Regions from separate parts of the Homo sapiens genome. Here region 1 is linked to region 2. The links are chromatin contacts, found by Hi-C or POLR2A ChIA-PET in ENCODE. All regions are on one chromosome and are shown on one strand. Each heading gives the region's core, a stretch centred on a gene start or an enhancer-like site at or near the end of the contact. The rest is flanking DNA. Distances are from core to core; before and after follow the strand shown. Region 1 holds the start of CP (ceruloplasmin). Region 2 overlaps CP (ceruloplasmin).

Region 1 (5,517 bases), core at 554-3,053, 42 kb before region 2:
AGTCCTCTCAGTGGACATGACGGCACAATTGTTCAAGGCAGTCCTAGAAGGAGGCCTTGGGGCATCCTGGGCAACATGATTCAGTTTTCTGTACCAAGCCATTTAGTTAAGATTATTACCAGCTGGTGAGAGAAGCTCCTCCACTGTCTGCCTTAACATAGGTCATTTCAATTAACCTGAGATTTTCAGATGAGGAAACTGAAGCTGGGCTGAAGTATCTTACTTGAGGTCATTTGGTAGCATCAGATTTTTCCCTAGCACTCCTTATTCTCCTTCTCTGCTTTATTTTTCTCCATAGCATTCACCACTAATATTGTGTATTTCATTTTTCATTTTTATATTTTCAGTTTCCCCAAGTAGAATGTAAGTTGCATGATGGTAGGTGTTTTGTTCTCTGCGGTATTCCCAGTGAGTAGAACAGAACTTGGCACAGACTGCTGTATTCCCAGTGAGTAGAACAGAACTTGGCTCATTCAATAATATTTCCTAAATGAAGGAATTGTTCAAATATCGCATGCTTTCTTCTATACCAATCTATTTCAACAAGTGGCCTTCAGCAAATACACAACGTTTTGAGGTATTTGAGAGAAAAAAAATTATACTAACACAAAGTGTCAACTGTTATCAGGATTTTCTTCAGCTAAAAAAAAAAGCCATTTCATACTTTTAGACATATACTTCCTGACTAAAAACAGGGTTTTAAGAAAAAGTCTTCCACCTTAAAATTCATATCCACTTCAAAGAGAAAAATTTCAGTCTAATGATAAACTGGGGTACTTTCTATTTACTAAGACTAATCTTTGCCTCTGAAGACAGGTTTAGTTATGGTTTGTTTATTTGATGATTAAAACAAAGTTATTAGCCCCTGTTAGGCTCTGCTAGTTATTTGCATATAGCAATACAGAATGATCTGGTAAAGTTTTTATGCAGATTTGGTCCAAGCTCATAAAACAGATAAATTCTTCCAAATTAAATTCTTATTTTTGTTTACTTAAATTTGGCATGCTAGATATCATGTTTCATATCATAAAGCTGCAATTAATCATTTGTTAGACTTTTAGAAATAGTCATGCACCACATAATAATGTTTGAGTAAATGACAAACTGCATATGTGATGGTGGTCCCATAAGATTATAATAACATATTTTTACTGTACATTTTCTATGTTTGCATATGTATAGATACAGAAATATCATTGTGTTACAATTGTCTATAGCATTCAGCATAGTTATAGACTGTACAGGTTTGTAGCCTAGGAGCAATAGGTATACCATATAGCCTACCTAGATGTATAGTAGGCTATATCATATAAGTCTGTGTAAGTACACTCTGTGATAGTCACACAATGACAAAATAGCCTAACAATGCATTTCTCAGAACGTATCCCTGTCATTAAGAATGACTGTAGTAAAAAGCTACATGTTTTGATTCATTTTACATAATTCTTATCCTGATTTACTAAAAGTGCACTGTTTGCAGGACACTGTGCTGTGACATATTGTCAGAGGAACAAAGGGAGCATTTAGACACGTTCTCTGCCCTCCTGGAATTTACACAATGAATGGAAAAAGGCACAGAGTTATGCACACCCTAATGCCTCCAACAATAACTGTTGACTTTTTATTTTCAGTCAGAGAAGCCTGGCAACCAAGAACTGTTTTTTTGGTGGTTTACGAGAACTTAACTGAATTGGAAAATATTTGCTTTAATGAAACAATTTACTCTTGTGCAACACTAAATTGTGTCAATCAAGCAAATAAGGAAGAAAGTCTTATTTATAAAATTGCCTGCTCCTGATTTTACTTCATTTCTTCTCAGGCTCCAAGAAGGGGAAAAAAATGAAGATTTTGATACTTGGTATTTTTCTGTTTTTATGTAGTACCCCAGCCTGGGCGAAAGAAAAGCATTATTACATTGGAATTATTGAAACGACTTGGGATTATGCCTCTGACCATGGGGAAAAGAAACTTATTTCTGTTGACACGTAAGTCACTATTTTTATTGTTTATAGACCAAAATTTTAAGTTATTTTTAAAGGATAGAGCCAATAAGATGAAATATTTTTAAAATTTCTTATATACAGAAACTGCAAAATGTGGGCTTGAAACCCAAGACACTTGAATCAATCTCCTTTATATTCCTGTATATTTTTTATTTGGTGGACTACCCTGCTTCTTTCCTGTTGTTCCTGGGGATCTGTGTTCACATCTTACTACCTCCCATGGTCGTAACTGCATCTCCGATTAGGAATCTGTCTTTTTATGTGTTTATGCAGAAGTTCTTTCATTTAAACAATTACTGTATACAATGTTATGTTTATTGCACCATTTAATGGTTATTCATGATAGGCATAAAATTTTTTTATATCTTTCAAAACATCACTTATAGAAATAAAATACAATTTTAGCAAATAAGATCCTGCCTGATATTTATTGAGAGACTCCAGACAGTTAAGTAGGTTAATCTTTCACAGCTTCAGGGTCCTAATTTGTAAAATGAGGATAATAAGCATAGCTCATAGGGTTATTTAAAGAGCGGGTGCATGTAAAGCTCTTAGTACAATGCTTGGCACATATGTGCATAAAAAAATGTCAGGTACTTATTAGGATGGTCCTCAAAAAGCTCCATGTAACTTAAATGTCTTCATTTTTCAGTTGGAAAATCCCCTTATTGAAAGCAATATTCACTACACAGTAAAACAAAAAGTTTAGTTCTCCTTGAAGTTTTTTGTACAGAAGTTTATCTATACTGAGGTCTTCACTTTTAATGATGTTAATTAAACATTAACCACCAAATGGGAACTTGGAATTCAAAATCAATATTCACTACATTAAAATGTATTTCAGTGGTAATAAAACACAAACAAGCCCAATGACCATCAGCTGCCAAGATTATATCTTTAAAAAACAGCTAAATAAGGATGCCGAAGTTTGTAATTATTGAATCTTATTGATGAGTATATACTATTTTCTTTAACATTATGTAAAGTTGAAATTTTTCACCATAAAAATAAATACATAACAGATACTAATATCCAATTATTATATTATGAATTTAATAATATACAATAAAGAAAGTTTCTGACCTGAAGATAAGTGGTTGTAAATAAAACTAATACATCTTGTAATTATTTCTTTTTTAACCTGGTTTTAAGGTGGTATTATCTTCTAAGGAATATGACATATTTTTACAGCTTCACCAGAAACATTATTTTGCATGGATTCAGTATTTTCTTGATTAAATATAATATAAATTATATGTGGTTTTTATTTCCAAGGAAAAAGTCAGACACATTAAAAAAATAAAAATACTATCCTTCTCTATGCCCCCACTCACCACCACTCTGCCATTGTTCGTGATCAAAAATCAAATCAGCTTTATCAGGCATAAACTAAGTGCAAGACATTGCCCTGAATATGCTTCAAAAAAAAATCTTTAATTCTAAAAATCAGGGAGTAGAAGAGTGAAGGAGTTTGTTTAGAATTTGGTGAATGGGGGCGGAGGAAATTCCTTTGTTTTTAATTACTCCTGTGGCCTGTCTGTGCCAGGGAAGCTACCCAATGAGTATAAGCCTGTTTACCCCATTGTGACTATATTAGTCTCTTCTTATGCTGCTAATAGAGACATACTCAAGACTGAGTAATTTATAAAGAAAAAGAGGTTTAATGGACTCACAGTTCCACATGACTGGGGAGGCCTCACAATCATGGTGGAAGGCAAAGGAGGAGCAAAGGCATGTCTTACATTGCAAACTTTCCCATACCTTCCTGTCATCTGAGCCCTCCAAGTCTCTAGGAAGTTCCAAACTTTCCCACATCTTGCTATCTTCTTCTGAGCCCTCCAAACTATTCCAGCCTCTGCCTGCTACCCAATTCCAAAGTCACTTTCACATTTTTGGGTACCTTTACAGTAGTGCCCCACTCCAGGTACCAATTTACTGTATTAGTCTGTTCTTACACTGCTAATAAAGACATACTCAAGACTGGGTAATTTATAAAGAAAAAGAGGTTTAATGAACTTACAGTTCCACATGGCTGGGAAGGCCTCACAATCATGGCAGAAGGCAAAGGAGGAGCAAAGGCACGTCTTACATGGCAGCAGCCAAGAAAGAGCTTGTGCAGGGGAACTCTCATTTATAAAACCATCAGATCTCATGAGACTTATTCACTACCATGAGAACAATATGGGGGAAACCACATCCATGATTCAGTTACCTCCACCTGGCCCCCTCCCTTGACATGTGGGGATTATTACAATTCAAGGTGAGATTTGGGTGGGGACACAGCCAAACCATATCAGTTACTTAAAAAGTATACTTAATAGAGATACTTAAGGCTCCTTAAAAGGAAAAATGGAGCATCTTCTAGTTGCAAAGTCCACCTCTCTTTTTGTTATTGTCCTGTGACTTTAACATCTCCTCTGGCTTCAACAATATGCTACAGTTTTGCAAACTCTAGGTGGGACTGCTTTCTCTGTGATTTTTTTCCCCCATATATCTTACCAGTGAATTTTGAATACAGCTTCAGCAATTTTGCCAATACTATGCTAAACTTTTTGCATAGATGTGTGCAGATAGCAACCTTTTGGTCCCTTCTTTGTCCCAGATTTGCAGCATGTTTAGCCCAGTCAGTGAAGGATGATGGAGTATCACAAGACATGGTTGGCACTTCTTATCGTATGATGACTAAAAAGGAGTGGAAATAAATGGGCTGAAGAATAAGATGTGAAAGAGTGTAATATGAATTTTAGGTAAAGAATCGAGTTTAAGCTGAATGTTGATCTTGAAGGTCTGGGATGATGAACAGGAAAATATGCATTGAGAGTACTAGTATATGCATATGCAAGTACTAGTGCTTGGTCACTAGTACCTAGAATATAGGAGACACTAAATAAATATTTCTGAATAAGTTTAAATGAGTAAATAAAAGATACATAGGAAGATAGGAAAAATCATAGACTGTATTGTAAAAACTTTTCCTTGCTCCTCATGTGGAGAGATTCATGCTATAGAACAAATCAGGTAACAGAATAAGATAGAAAAGTCACCTGAGGGGATTATATGCAGGGTTAGTGCAACTGAAAACACTGGCAGATATTAAAAGAGAAAAATGTATAGGTTTTGGGGGGGACTAAAAAAATAAAGTTTACTTCTCTGGTATTAATGCCAATAATATTTATTTCTAAAAGAGTGAAGTGGAAAATAATTTCCTTATACTCAGTACTGCTATTTACTTGGGTCAGTGCCTTATCTGTCACTTCAACACATCAGTAAGTAGTTAAAGACTTTATAAGAGATAATTCCTGATCCTAAGTTATATATATTCAAATTAAAATAAATGACATACATATAAAAACAATTAGTAAACACAATAGTGTGTTCTGGGTCCATAGTAGGCATTAGTTAATTATTTACTGAATTAATTGACTATATAATAGCAAAAATTATAGTAATTCTCTTATCTTCAGATTACTTTTTTTTCTGATGACCTCTAGGAAGCTGGAAATAAGTGAAAATT
Region 2 (4,227 bases), core at 1,655-4,154:
TCCTGTGCTCAAGTGAGTCTCCCACCTTAGCCTCCCAAGTAGCTGGGACTACAGGGATGGGCCACCACGCCTGGCTAATTTTTGTATTTTTAGTAGAGATGAGGTTTCACCATGTTGGCCAGGCTGGTCTCAAACTCCTGGCCTCAAGTGATCCGCCCACCTCAGCCTTCCAAAGTGCTGGGATTACAGGCGTGAGGCACTACACCTGGCCCTAATAAAATTCTTAACCAATTTATCCCCATTATCCTACCCATTCCTCTCAAATTACAGCTATTTACTTTTAAAATTAAAATATAAATGATTAATTACAAGAAGAAATATACAAAAGGAAATTAATTACAACAGGAAATAAAAGAAAAAATGATACCACGCACAAAGCAGGGGCAAAGCTGCCTTCAATTTTTTAGGACTCACTTTAAGACAGAATGTCTAGAACTCGAGCAACACTGGTCTTGAGACATTTCTTTAAAACTATCAATTGCAGGGACCCCCACTCCCATCCCCACCCCACTGTGTTCCCATACTGTCAGCATTCCCCTGAGGCTTGGTTATCCTCAACCCCTAGACTAAGACACCAAGGCAAAATGGCATTGTTGCTGGAGCACAAAAATCCTACCAGACAAGAGACAAGCTAAGATTGGATAAAGGGTAGAAATGAGAGGGGTATAAATGACTCCTGGCCAGATATCCAACCCACCATGATTAGACCGGTACTCTGCAAAGGACTTTCAGGCCAAACCTCCCCTAGAACTCTTAAGAGATAAACAAATGGTCTCCATTTTTATTTCCAGTGTATTGATTCCAAATTCCCTGGGACGCAGTATAAATCCAAGAGTATTATACCACAAACCCATGGGGGAGAGAAACAAGTTATCTTTGCTGATCTTTGCTTTTATTACTAAGTTAGACCTTCTGATTGGACACTCTTCCTCTTCACTTTTGCCAGGTCCACAACTTCATGCAGATGTTGGAGACAAAGTCAAAATTATCTTTAAAAACATGGCCACAAGGCCCTACTCAATACATGCCCATGGGGTACAAACAGAGAGTTCTACAGTTACTCCAACATTACCAGGTACTCACGGGGGCGGGGGTGGGGGTGGTGCATTTTAACAGGCTGTACAGCCTTTCCACAGATTACTCTCATCATAGAGAGTCTGGACCAAGAAAGTGAAAAGGGAGGTAGTTGTGAAGAGGGGATGCAAGGAGGTGTCTGTGTGTATGCAAGTACATGCACATGCTTGTACTAAAAAAAAAAGTCCACAGGAGAGCTTAAGAGAAAAACCTGAAGGTAGTAGACATCTATGAATCCTCAAGCGTGAATCAGAGAGATGCTGTCTCCTCGCTCAGCTAGAACACAGCTCAAATGGCATCTACCACACCATATGTGGCTGGATGTTCCCATGCCTGTCTCTAGCACATGTGGTTCTAAGGGCCAGAGGCTGCCACTTGGAACTCTAAATTCCCCCTATCTAGTACAGTATCTGGCATATATTAGGAGATCATCAAATGTTTCTTTAATAAACATAGAGTAAAATCTTGAACAGATTATATACATAGGTGAGCATTTTCTTTAATAAGAACCATATTTTTCTTCTATTAGTTGTAAAGTTGGCTTCCAGGAAAATACTATTTCTCAATAACTTAGCAGGGTGTAGCAAGGGTGCTATTTTAGGTAGAGAGGTCAGGAGGGCTTCCTTGAGGAGGTGGCATTGCTGAAAACACCTAAAGTTTGAGAAGTAATGAAATTCAGGTAATTGTGCACGAATTGATTCTAGGCCCCGAAGACAGGAGCAATGCCTGGTGTGTGTGAGCAGCAGCAAGGCAGCCAGAGGCTAAAGAAAAGCACACAAGGGACAGAATGCTAGAGATGAGATCCAGGGAGAGCAGGGGCCAGATGGAGTAGGGAGGACCTCAGACTCGAGATTTAAGACTGATGTTCTGATGGACACCTTTTAAGGGGCTGTTGGTGATGTGTGGTTAAGTGACCCTAAGGGGGCAAGGACAGAATCTGGGGTCAGTTAAGGACCACTGCAATAATCTGGGTAAAATCATCATCATCATCATCATCATCGAGATTTGGAATATGGTGGAAGCGGCTGAAGTGGTGAGATGTTATCATATTCTGGTTCCATTTTAAAGGTGGTACTAAAAGGACCTGCTGGAAAATGGGCACTAGGGAGTGTTAGGGAAGAGAGGAGTCAAGCATGACCCCAAGGTTTTGGGCACTGACCACTGGTGGAAGAGCAGGTTGTAAAGGGGTGTGGAAAAGAGAAGAAAATGTTATTTTGCAGCTTATGAGAATAAGTAAAAGCAGAGATGGCCAGACAGTAATATGTGCAGGTGGTGAATCAATACTTTATATTCTAGTGAAATTTTCTGCTTAGAAAAAGGGTGAGGACATAGGAACAGCTCAGACTGAGGCTTGAAGAAAAAGTAAGACGTCTACCACATCACTTGAGACCATCTCTGTTGTCTTGCTTGATTCTCTAGTGAATGTCTGTTGGACTCTGGCAGGTTAGTGTGATAGCATGAATATGTAATGGTGTGGTCTAAATAAATGGGATGGAAAATGAGTGTGGCTGGGATTGGTGAGTGGGCATGGCCAAAAGTTGAGGCCTGTGAGCAGTTGCACAGGAAGCCCTGAGGTGAATGGAAACGCAGATCAGACTGGAGAAAAGCCTAGAGCACATGGGAAAAGGGTAAGAGCCTTGGCAAAGCAGGAGGGTGAAGCAACTGGTCGTCTTCAAAATGCCAAGGCCGAGGGTGTGGTTATGTCCTGTATGTGGGAGTAGTGACAAAACAGCACATGGTGTGATAGAATGAGATGGACTGGAGGGGGAGGTAAACATAACTGTGTCAAGTCGGTGACTCATGAGATCAAGAGGTCTAACGGCTCCTCGCCAGGAATCATGAGCTCACTAAGGATGATCATGAGAGAGGACAAGGAAAGGAAGCCAATGCTGAAGCTGAGGGAATTACACAAAATAGTCCAGATACACACATGCAGAGATTACGGGAAAGGTGCCAGCCACTGGGGAAAAATCACTTGGTATCTGAAGAGAAAAAAGTATATTAGGAAAACACACTTCAAGCTAAGAAGAGATTGGTTGCAAAGTTTTTTCAAATTGTAATATTGAAGTACACACCTCCTAGCTTTGTGGTATGGCAAGTGGGTTATAGCTAATTTAAAATTAACCCAAAAAATGACAAAATTTTGTCTTCCAGTTCATCTTAAAACTAAATTCCTGAAAACAATCTTGAGTACCACAATTTTTAAAAACTAATTACACTGACATTTCCAGTTCCTGGGTCCTAGTTATCAAGGCTGTGTGTGTGTGTGTGTGTGTGTGTGTGTGTGTGTGTGTACAATATAAACCAAATACAACCAGATCCATTAACACTTGATGAATTTAGGTGAAACTCTCACTTACGTATGGAAAATCCCAGAAAGATCTGGAGCTGGAACAGAGGATTCTGCTTGTATTCCATGGGCTTATTATTCAACTGTGGATCAAGTTAAGGTAAAATACAAATCATTTGTTTTGTGACACTTCCCAAAATAGACACACAATTGAAGGAAGACAAGGTTAGTGTTTTCCTGTGGTCCAATTCTACGTTAAAATCCTAGGAAAATAAACTGTTTGCAATCTACTTTAGCAACTATGCTGCTACCTATGACACACAAGACAAAAATCTAACATTTCCTAATATGATACAGCTCAAAGGCCTTTCAAGATATTTGGGAAGTTTAGATTTTTGTCTTGTGGGTCACAGGTAGCCACTGAAAAATTGACCAAGAATGGCAGTATATTTGCATTTCAGATCCTTCATTCTGGTGGAATGAAGGAAGGCTTGGAGGGGGAAGAGACTGGAGGTTGGGAGGCCGTTGTAATACGTGAGGCAAATTTCAAGGACCTCTACTGTAAGGAGGGAGAAAAGAAATGGAGTCGGTTATAGATAGGTGGGTGAAGTGCCTGAGTGAGCCGGGGGAAGTAGCTCCTTGATAATTCAGTGTTCTGGCTCAAACAAATGAGTAAATCTGGTATTTGTGGTCCTATTTATTATTACACATTTCATTCATCTATGGATTTTTAGGGACTGCCATAGCGCTTGGCTCACACTCAAGAGTTCATGAGTTTATGGAACAAACCAACACTGTTCATTTGGGATTCTTTTAAAATCACTGCTCATTAGCTGAGCTAATTTTTGCCTCTGCAGACATTT

Evidence for each region. Hi-C counts contacts between places; a loop is a spot of excess contacts on that map. ChIA-PET counts read pairs that join two places held with the same protein, here RNA polymerase II (POLR2A). Pooled maps may share reads with other maps.
Region 1: a loop to region 2 is called in a map of MCF 10A, with 4 times the contacts of the local background. The contact joins the promoter of CP here to the enhancer-like site in region 2. A Hi-C loop is called at or near these places in 4 of 168 maps with a recorded cell type or tissue (MCF 10A, cardiac septum, endothelial cell of umbilical vein and 1 more) and 10 of 50 pooled maps. POLR2A ChIA-PET finds 5 or more read pairs at or near these places in 7 of 52 experiments (A549, BJ, K562 and 4 more).

What each region holds. Positions count from the first base shown.
Region 1 is chr3:149,218,115-149,223,631 of GRCh38, reverse strand. CP (ceruloplasmin) reads left to right here and starts at 1,803. Exons shown (of 19, transcript NM_000096.4): 1 at 1,803-1,985. The coding sequence starts at 1,840.
Region 2 is chr3:149,178,853-149,183,079 of GRCh38, reverse strand. It overlaps CP (ceruloplasmin), which reads left to right. Exons shown (of 19, transcript NM_000096.4): 14 at 947-1,075; 15 at 3,418-3,524. Among named protein-coding and RNA genes, the nearest start is that of CP, 41 kb to the left of the region's middle. Within about 2 kb of position 2,904, at least 16 of the 41 ENCODE cell types and tissues checked have a DNase peak (open chromatin) inside an H3K27ac peak, as active enhancers do; they include PC-3, endothelial cell of umbilical vein and gastrocnemius medialis, where a contact is called at or near this core.